Linked DNA regions of Homo sapiens: region 2 is linked to region 1. Evidence: read pairs that join two places in POLR2A ChIA-PET (ENCODE). Cell type or tissue: MCF 10A. All regions are shown on one strand. Region 1 overlaps ABCD2 (ATP binding cassette subfamily D member 2). Region 2 overlaps KIF21A (kinesin family member 21A).

The links. Peaks named below come from ENCODE experiments on the same cell type or tissue, not always from the same donor. Only the 100,000 strongest peaks of a DNase experiment are listed, where the experiment ranks them.
Region 2: POLR2A ChIA-PET joins it to region 1 with 6 read pairs; 2 of 35 experiments call an interaction of 5 or more read pairs at or near these places.

The regions. Positions count from the first base shown.
Region 1 is chr12:39,603,589-39,608,588 of GRCh38, forward strand. It overlaps ABCD2 (ATP binding cassette subfamily D member 2), which reads right to left. Exons shown (of 10, transcript NM_005164.4): 3 at 4,011-4,126; 4 at 1,174-1,342; 5 at 324-418. Among named protein-coding and RNA genes, the nearest start is that of ABCD2, 14 kb to the right of the region's middle. In MCF 10A, no CTCF peak of the experiment used is centred here; DNase peaks (open chromatin) are centred at 2,093 and 2,603.
Region 2 is chr12:39,424,684-39,429,683 of GRCh38, forward strand. All of the region lies in intron 1 of KIF21A (kinesin family member 21A), which reads right to left. Among named protein-coding and RNA genes, the nearest start is that of KIF21A, 16 kb to the right of the region's middle. In MCF 10A, no CTCF peak of the experiment used is centred here; a DNase peak (open chromatin) is centred at 2,368.

The sequences.
Region 1 (5,000 bases):
AAAAAATAATTTCTATAAGGCAAAAAATTAAAATTTATTTCCAGGTACAAATTTCTCATGAAATTTCCTATTGTTCCCCAAAATTACCTTGTACACTATAATTTTGATTTTCAACCTGGCAATAAAGCAGTAGAAATCAAATTTCTCTTTTCTCTCTGCTTTCTGAGGAATAACTGCTTCTGTAATTGAGCCACTGTGCATACCTTTCTTGATTTCCCCTTTCCAAATGCTCCTCCAAGTATTTAACATAAGGTACATGAATTCTGAGTTGTTTTGTATTAGTGTGATGGCAACAATCAGAAGATTCTTGAATATCATCTTACTTTGAAGTTTAGCCTGGAAGCCACCACTTCTCCTGCTGGTGTAATTATGGGAACATTTTCACAAATAATTCCGTGATCCACATCAATAACTTTTCCTGTAATTAAGAAAAAGTGTAAGATACAAACATTATCACAGGTTTCTGATTAAATAACGTAAATTATTATGCAGTATAACAGGTAATTTCAATTATAAAGATAATTCACAGTAATAAATCACAGAAACAAATGTAAATATAGATATCCAGACCTGAAGCAAAGTTTAATGTAATGCAAATTTGTACATATTGACACATCTACTTGAAAAATCTTTCTGAGAAACATTTTATAATAATTGAATGTCAACATCATTACAATAGCAAAGCTATACAATCTGAAATAACCCAGCCTTAATTTTTACTACTACTCTATTTCCCTAAATTAACATATCCTATAGAAAAAAAACCACAGTGCTGCAAAAAAGGGAAATAAGACATAGAATAATGCAATTTTAAAAAATATGTAACCAAATTTAAGTTTAGAAACAGTATAATGAAGAACAACATGACATTAGCTCGAATTCTATTTGTTAGATGAATTTTAAAAGCAAACGATTCATTATGCCATATGTGCAGTTTCCAAAAATAATTTGGAAAATTGTGTCCTAAATAAAAGTAGCATAACACTGTGTTTTTGTGGTAATGTTAGTCACCACCCCTCAAATTGCAATACTAATATTAGGGATTGCTGTTTAAATAATGTTGGTTATTTAAATGTTGGTACTTTGTAACTACTAAAAGCTACCTTCTTAAACTTTGGTTCTGTTGATAAATACTTAAATATAGGAAAATATAAAAGCACTTGAGTTTAATACCTTTAATTGCCAATGTGTCACTGAGAGGTAATTCTACCTTAGCTCCATTCTTGCTATGGCTTTCAGATTCTTGAATGACAGCAGTTCTCTTATAAATGCCTCTTTTTACTTCATCAAAGACCCAAAACATATTGTACACTCGAGCAGTGTAGCCTGCTAATTCAGTGACCTAAAAGCAACACAGAGATATAAAATAGAGTTACTATATCCAAGACAATATTTTAAATAAATATGTAATCAGATAAGCTTCTTGACTTAATGTAAAAGATTATATTGCATTATACATGAGATATATATAATACATCTGAAAACTAAAACACATGACAGTACAAAAGAGCACTATAACACAATAATATGTTTGATTGAAATTATAAAACATAATATACAGATTTCAGAATATTAATGACACTTAAGGATCTTTCAGTCAAATTTCTGATTTGACCTCTGTTTACATGATGAAATTCATTTCCAATAAATTATAAATTTTGTGGAAAGCTTAAGGTCATTCAATGAAATTATAATCTTTTATTTTTGGTACCTTTTTCTATTTAAAATAGAAGATTTTAAGTAGGAGAAAAGTACCTTTTTGTCCTATTATGAAATGAATGTTTCTGAGCCAAATTGATTGTCAAAATTCCTCTATTTGGCAGGATACCAATATTGAGAGCAAGCTCAATGAAAAGCTTCAAATCCTTTTCAGTATAATTCCCCCAATCCAGCTTCTTTTGAAGCCAAACATGATTTATATGCCCAAAGAAAAACATTAAATATATTTTTTTTTCTAGGTAAGATTATAAGATGAGCTAAATCTCTACTTTAGTCCACAAAGCTCAATGGAATGGTGCCTTGTTCCTATTCTCTCAGCTGTTCATTTTGGTTAACCTCCTGCTGTTTTTCTATTAAGAGAACACCTTGCTATCAGGGTACTCTGAAAGGTGACTCATTTCCTATCAAGAACATGTTTCTCAATGAAACAGAATGCACAAGAACTAAGGATAGTTCTTGCACAAGAATACACAAGAATAAGCAAGGTATCTCAGAAATAAATGTTTCTTAATAAATTGCGGAAAAATACAACAATGCTGACATTTGTGTAAAATTTCTGTGTATGCAAAACATAAGCAGTAAATGAGTATGTATTATTATAAAAGCCTTCTGAAACACATCTCTACTGAGAGATCTGTAATTACACTGTTATTTCATTTCTATATGTTAATGTTATAGCTATTTAAATGATGATTTCTAATGTTATCTGGAAGAACCTCTTGAGTTGTCAAGTAGAGGAAAACAAATTTAAAGATCAACAAAATAGGGATTCAAGTGAAACCTGGGCAAATATAAATATTTGGGTAGAAAAGAATTCCAAAACCACAAGTAGAGGTCAATTCAAGAAAGGCAGGAGGCAATGAGTCAGTGGATCAGGATGGAATGTGAAGACGGTAGGAAGTGTCTGACAAAAACTAAGAATGTGCCGGTAGACAAATTACTCTGGGGTACAAGACAGGGAATTTGTCTTAGAACCCTAACTCTACAAAGGAAACTTGGTCCCTCTGGTGCTAGCAGAGAAGGCATGGTGGGTGCTTTCATGTGCCGTCACAGCAGTACAAGAATTTTTAGAAGTGAACATTTTATGATTAAAAGTAAATTCAGGCAAAAATAAAGCAAAATGCAATCATTCGTTGAGTTGGAGACAGTTTAGAAAAACTAATTGTTATCATTTCTCTAACCTAGATAGCACAATATTTTAATGTGAGATAAATAAAATTTTGATTTGTCATTTAATTTTAAGTAATTTATTACATCAACAAATCTATCCCAAAGACTGTGTCTCCAGATTATCAAAATTACTATTTGAACTTTTTAAAAAAATTGAGTTGCTTGCTAGCCCTTTGTAATTCTTTTATATAGTTTATTCAAGGCTGACTTAATATGCAGCTAAATTTACAAAGATGCTTTAGAATTTATATTGATATGATAGCCATAAGACTAACTGGTAGTGAGAATAATTTTATGGGAACATTGTGTAATATCTGAATTAAATTAAGTAATTTTAACCTTGGCCCTGTGGTATCTGCAGGTCTTATTACTATTTTGTCAACAAATATTTATTAACCACACAGTATTCCAAGTATGAAAATGGATATTAGAAATGTAAAGATGAGTAAGACAGTTCCTGCTTCAAGGAGCTGAGTGGTGTGATGCAGGCAATATACACAGCTATAATGTGGTAAAACATCAGACATACACTGAGATGGACACAAAACAGGATGACCCAAACTCTGCAGGAAGAATGCGGAATGGTAAGAAAGTATTACCCATTTAATGAAGGAAAGGTAAAAGTTTGCGAGATATATAAGAAATGTTATTAGCTAACATTTATTGAGTGTTTAATATGTGCTGTTTTAAATTTTCTACATGTATCAACTCACAACAACCCCACAAGTCAGTGTTATCATATCCCCATTTTATAGATGAAGAAACAGAGACACAGACGCTGTAGCGACCTTGACCCAAGGTCACATAATTTGTAAATTCATAAAATGAAAATTTAGGCACTCTGGCTCCAGAGTTCATACCTAAGGGTTTCTTTAAAATGTGAAAACAAAGATATCATACTATAGAGGGAAAAAGAGAGATAACAATTGATAGTATTATAAAACAAAGGATATTAGCAGCATTACACTTGTGAATTGCTGCCCTTAATCTTGATTATACGCAGCAATTTTTGGCAGAGAAAAGATATGTTTCCAAAATACTAAGTATACTTGGTAATTGACATTTTGCTTGATTTTCATAAATTTTATTTTAATTGAATTGACAATAAGAAATGCAAGTACCTCTTTGTATGAAGACATAATCCTTTCAATAGCATCAGCTCCAGAGGCCAGTAAATTTCGAGCAGTGGTAAAGGCTTCTGTCCGTTCACTAACCATAACTTGCTTTTGGCCATCCTCTAGATATAAAAACAAATTACAAAACTTGAGTTTTTTTTTTTTTTTTTTTTAGTAACTTAATGTTTTATATTATACAAACTAAATTGTGGCTAAAACAACCACATATTAATTTTTCATTAGTAGTAGCAATTTTCTAGAAATATAATGAATCATTGAAAATTCAGTGTTTGGGCTGGGTGCAGTGGCTCATGCCTATAATCCCAGCACTTTGAGAGGCCTGGGTGGGCGGATCACTTGAGGTCAGGAATTTGAGACTAGCTTGGCCAGTATGGTGAAACCTTGTCGCTACTAAAATTACAAAAATAAGCCAGATGTGGTGGCGCATGCTTGTAGTCCCAGCTCCTTGGGAGGCTGAGGCAGGAGGATCACTTGAACCTGGGAGGTGGAGGTTGCAGTGAACAGAGATCATGCCACTGGACTCCAGCCTGGGCCACAGAGTGAGACCTCTTCTCAAAAGAAGAAAGGAAAGGAAAAAAAGAAATGAAAAGAAGAGAGAGGAGAGGAGAGAAGAGAAATAAGTGTTTGTATCAGATTTTGTTTAAAGTTCCTCTTGTTTTATTATTTTTTCCAAAATGAGAGTTGGGACAAATAAATCAAAAGGAACTAAAACTATTTTCATTTAGCATTCTTTCAACCCTTTCCACTTGGACTCCCTGCCCTTAGGAGGGAGCAATAATGTACTACTGGGCGGCCAGGTGCGGTGGCTCATGCCTGTAGTCCTGGCACTCTGGGAGGCCAAGGCAGGCAGATCACTTGAGACCAGGAGTTTGAGACCAGCCTGGCCAACATGGTGAAACCCCATCTCTACCAAAAAAAACGAAGATTAGCCGGGCATGATGGCAGATTCCTGCAATCCCAGCTACTTGGGAGGCT
Region 2 (5,000 bases), 180 kb before region 1:
GCTCTATCTCCCCAAATCTACGTTTCACCATTTGTACTGTTATTTTTTTAGCCCAAGCCACCTTTATGTCACTCCTGGAACATAATAACTGCTTTCTCACTCATCTCCTACATTTTCACCTCTTATAATACAGTCCACCTTGTACCGAGCAACAAGAGTTATCTTTCTGAAATGCATATTAGATCATGTCACATCTCTACTTGAAGCTCTCTAAAGATTTCTCACTAAAAGCGAAGTCTAAAATTTCCACCCAGACCTATAAGGCCCTTAATGATCTTACCTCTCTACCTACCTCTCCGATCTTACCTATCTTCACCCTCGGTTCTATTTTCTATATCTGGCTATACTGTCCTTCTCACCTGTCCACTAACAGGCCAGTTTATTTCTTAGCCCTTTTTCACTTGCTTTTGCTGGAATGCTGTTCTCTCAGGTCTTCTCATGGCTCATTTTCCAATATTCAGGTCTCAACTCAAATGACTCCTCCCAACCAAGGACAACTACTATCAAGCATATTGTTTTACCCTCTCCATAGTATATATCAATATCTGGATTTAAAAAAAAATATTTATTGTCTCTATCCTCACCCAATGCTCAGCTCCTTGAGAATTAAAGCTCTTGTCTTGCTCACATCTGTACCCTCAATACCCAGAACTCCCTTCCAGGCACACCAGTGGCAGTCAAATGGTTTTTGACAGACTGAATAAAGTCTCCGTAAGAATAATCCGAAGTAAATTATATTTTTCACCTCTGATGTTAAAGACCAGAGCTATGTGCCTGCTGATGTATTAAGCATCCAGACAGAGGACAAACAAGAAATAAAAGAGCCTATCCTTGCTTTTGAGTAATTCACAATGAATTGGAGGAGGAATAAAAAACCAACATAAGCCCAAGATACTAAAGATAACTGTTTACAAAGCAATCTATGAATAAACTTACTGTCATATAATATAAATTATATACATGGAGGGGTTATAAGTGTTGAGAATATGATAGAATTAGGAAAGGCGTCCTTAAAAGAGAATAATTTTTTGAGGCATATATTATCAATATCCTTTTACAGATGAGGGAACAGAGGCTTAGGCAGATTAAAGAATCCACCCAAGGTTAAAAACTAGGAAAGGAGTCAGGTTCAAGCAAGTCTCCTAATGTCAGAGCCCATTTTCCTCAGGAAATCATGTTTCTGCCGCTTCCTTATAACAAGAGCTAGCTACTCTGAAAGATACATCTAACAGAAGTAAGATTAGAAACTAAAAAAAAAAAAAAAAAAAAATGGAGCTGTCAAGGACATCTAGAAATCTATGCAAGATTCAACAGCAAAACTCCACCAATAATAAATGTTTACCCTGCCTTGGGTCTTTGGGTCTTTGAATGATAAAACAGGTAATCGGTCTACCAAGACAAAACTGGCTGGTACCCACAAGACACTGAGATTGATGAAATGGAAACATACGAAAAAAAATAAGCAGTTAACAAAGGAGTCTTAAATTGTATTCAAAATATTTTTAGAATTGGAATATTTTAAGAAATTTCCATAAAAGCTTTCTACCTCACTAAAATTCAAGCTGTCCACTCTAAATGGATGTTATTAACTAACTGTGTGAGAAAAGGATGTTGCGAATATGTGTGAGTATACACACATGTACACGCATGTATGCGTGTACTCATATCCTTGTATGTGTGGATGAACAGTCGTCAATAAATATTTGCATTTAACATATGTGATGAAAATAGGAATAAATTCATGGAGAGGTATTTTTAAAAATGGAATGAGCATGGAAATTAAAAAAGCATTAGAGAAGAGAAAGCAAATAAACCAAGGAGGCTATGTCAAAGATAAGGCAAAGACCAGATGTCATGGGACTTATATCATTATTAAGAAGCATTTACATTACTATTTTGGAAATTAAGGCCGGGCACGGTGGCTCACGCCTGTAATCCCAGCACTTTGTGAGGCCGAGGTGGGCAGATCACTTGAAGCCAGGAGTTTGAGACCAGCCTGGCCAACATGGTGAAACCCCATCTCTACTAAAAATACAAAAAAAAAAAAAAAAATAGCTGGGCATGGTGGTGGATGCTGGTAATCCCAGCTACTTGGGAGGCTGAGGCACAAGGATTGCCTGAACCCAGCAGGCACAGATTACAGTGAGGTGAGATCACACCACTGCATTCCAGCCTGGGTGACAGAGTGAGACTCTGTTAAAAAAAAAAAAAAAAAGAAAAGAAAGAAAATTAAGAAATCGTTTTACTGTCTGAGAAAGTAGCTAATGTGATTATAGTGGCTGGAGGGGCAAACTAATAGCTTACACATAATGTGTTCATACTTCATTTTTGGCATGTTTCATGGGAGAGCCATCAGGTCTTGTGTAGACATGCAAGGCTCTCCCAGCTGGACTGAGGGCAAAACCCCTATCTGAATCATCTTGCATTTCCCCATCAAACTATGTTGAGTGCACTTGATCTAGTGGGGCTCAGTAACTAATAAACGGAACTGAACTAAATTAAAACACATGGAATGGATCTGAGCTGAAATAAATTGGAATGGTCAGGGATGGAAGTTACTTATTATCCTTAAAAATTTTGTTTCTTTAGATATCGGAATACTTTAGTAACTTCTGCTGTGCCTACAATGAACTTGGAGCAATAGCTTTCTTTTTACATTTTTACTAGCTGTACTTTCCAAAATGCCTGTAATATACTCAACAGTAGTATTATCTACTTTACACACAAAAGGACCTGACTCATAGAGAGGGGTAACGTTATTTTTCACAGGGTTACTTTTACACCGCTACTACCTCAAAGGAAGTCAGTGAAACAGAAGGGATTTGAACTCAAAGTCCAACAGCATTACTTTTCATCATCAAAGTTCATTTTAAAATATTCAATAGTAAAAAGAAAATTATGCAATGTGCAAATAAACATATTTGATAGTCCAAAAGAAAAGAAAACCACAAACCACAAAGATGACTGCTATTGCATCTTTTTTGTTTGTTTGTTTGAGACGGTCTCTCTCTGTTGCCCAGTCTGGAGTGCAGTGGCACAGCCTGGGCTCACTGCAACCTCCACTTCCTGGGTTCAAGCAATTCTCCTGTCTCAGCCTCCTGAGTAGCTGAGATTACAGGTGCCTGCCACCACACCCAGCTAATTTTTGTATTGTTAATAGAGATGGGGTTTCACCATGTTGGCCAGGCTGATCTCAAGCTCCTGACCTCAGATGATCCAGCTGCCTCAGCCTCCCAAAGTGCTGAGATTACAAGCATGAGCCACCCGCGCCCAGCCACATCTTTTTCTTTCTAAAGGTAAACAGAGAACATGGTTCTCATCACAAGGCACAGAAAACAATTCAAATATATAAGCCTCTGCTGTGCAGTATGGGTAGGGATGATTTTGAAGAATGTTCATTCTTAGTCTAGTCCTACTATTGTGTTCATTATCCTAATAGCTTATATGTGGATGATTCTTCCTTGTCAAAGACAGCAAATAGGGCTTTCTTAGTCATCCTCAATAGTCCACTTAACTGTCTACCACAAATATTCTAGGTCCATCTGACAGTATTTCATTTCACAGTAAACCAACTTTTGTGAAGGACTCAAAAGGTATTTGTTTTAACAATTCAATCAAGTTTGCTTTCTAAAAAGGTTTGTCTTAAAAAGTGAAGGTTGTTTTCAGGATCATTTAAGTTTCAGACCTCATTTGTTGATACCTTATCTCTCAGAAACTTGTTTTTCAACCCAAACAAAACTAGTTATCTAGTCAAAGGTTTCAGTGGCTATTATTGTGTCAACAATCAAGACCCAATTATTGAGTAAGATCCTTAGAAAAAACAGAGTCACAAATAATTGTTAATTGATTTTTCTTATTTAACCATGGTAATTAAAATTTTTATAATATGCAATGTGACTTGTCTCATAACTACAAAGAGGAAAAGTAAAATTAATCAAATGTCTTTGCTAAGTTAGCAAAGGAACTGTCACTTCAGTCAATCTTTAAAAATGACTTCAAATTACCGTGGCTCACACCTGTAATCCCAGCACTTTGGGAGGCCGAGGTGGGCGGATCATGAGGTCAGGAGATCGAAACCATCCTGGCCAACATGGTGAAACCCTGGCTCTACTAAAAATACAAAAATTAGCTGGACGTGGTGGCGTATGCCTGTAATCCTAGCTACTCGGGAGGCTGAGGCAGGAGAATCACTTGAACCGGGGAGTCAGAGGTTGCAGTGAGCCGGGATGTTGTCACTGCACTCCAGCCTGGTGACAGAGAGAGACTCCGTCTCAAAAAAAAAAAAAAAAGGACTTCAAATTAGACATGACACATGGAAATGAGATGTTCACTTATAGTTTAAATATAAAGTATGTGTGTGTGTGATCAATTATGGGGTCTTAGTAAAAACCTTGTTGGTATAAGTAGAGGTGTGCTCAGATTAATGACATATTAAGCAATATATTTAAGAGGTTTAAGGATTAATATGCCAAAGAGCTCACCTTGCCTGCTAACCAACTAGAAATAAATAAGTATCCCCCATGTCAAAGATAAACAGAAAAGGAATGAATTTCCATTAACACACATACCAACAGAGAACAAAGATTAAGAAAACATTTTATTCAAACTGCTCTAGGGGGTTTAATCATCTCAGTCTTAACTTTCACAACTCAACATATTCATTAAAGATAATTCAAGATATCCATTCTATCATATAAATACAATGCTAATAGCTTTGACTGGTAATATCAAGGTCACATATTATCAAATATAAATGCACTATTATCATCCCTTTTCTTCATCATTGAAGACAGACATAATAAATTGTAAAAAGGGGGCCCAAGTGAAGACTAGAAAGAATCTCTGTTAAAGAAATAGATTTTTGCAAGTTAGTCCCAACTAACATTTCAGGATTACTATGTGCCAGACATTATTCTGAGTGCTTTATGTCAATTAATTCTCATAACGATCCTATTATGTTAGTACTCTTATTACCTCCACTTCACGGATAAAGAAACCAA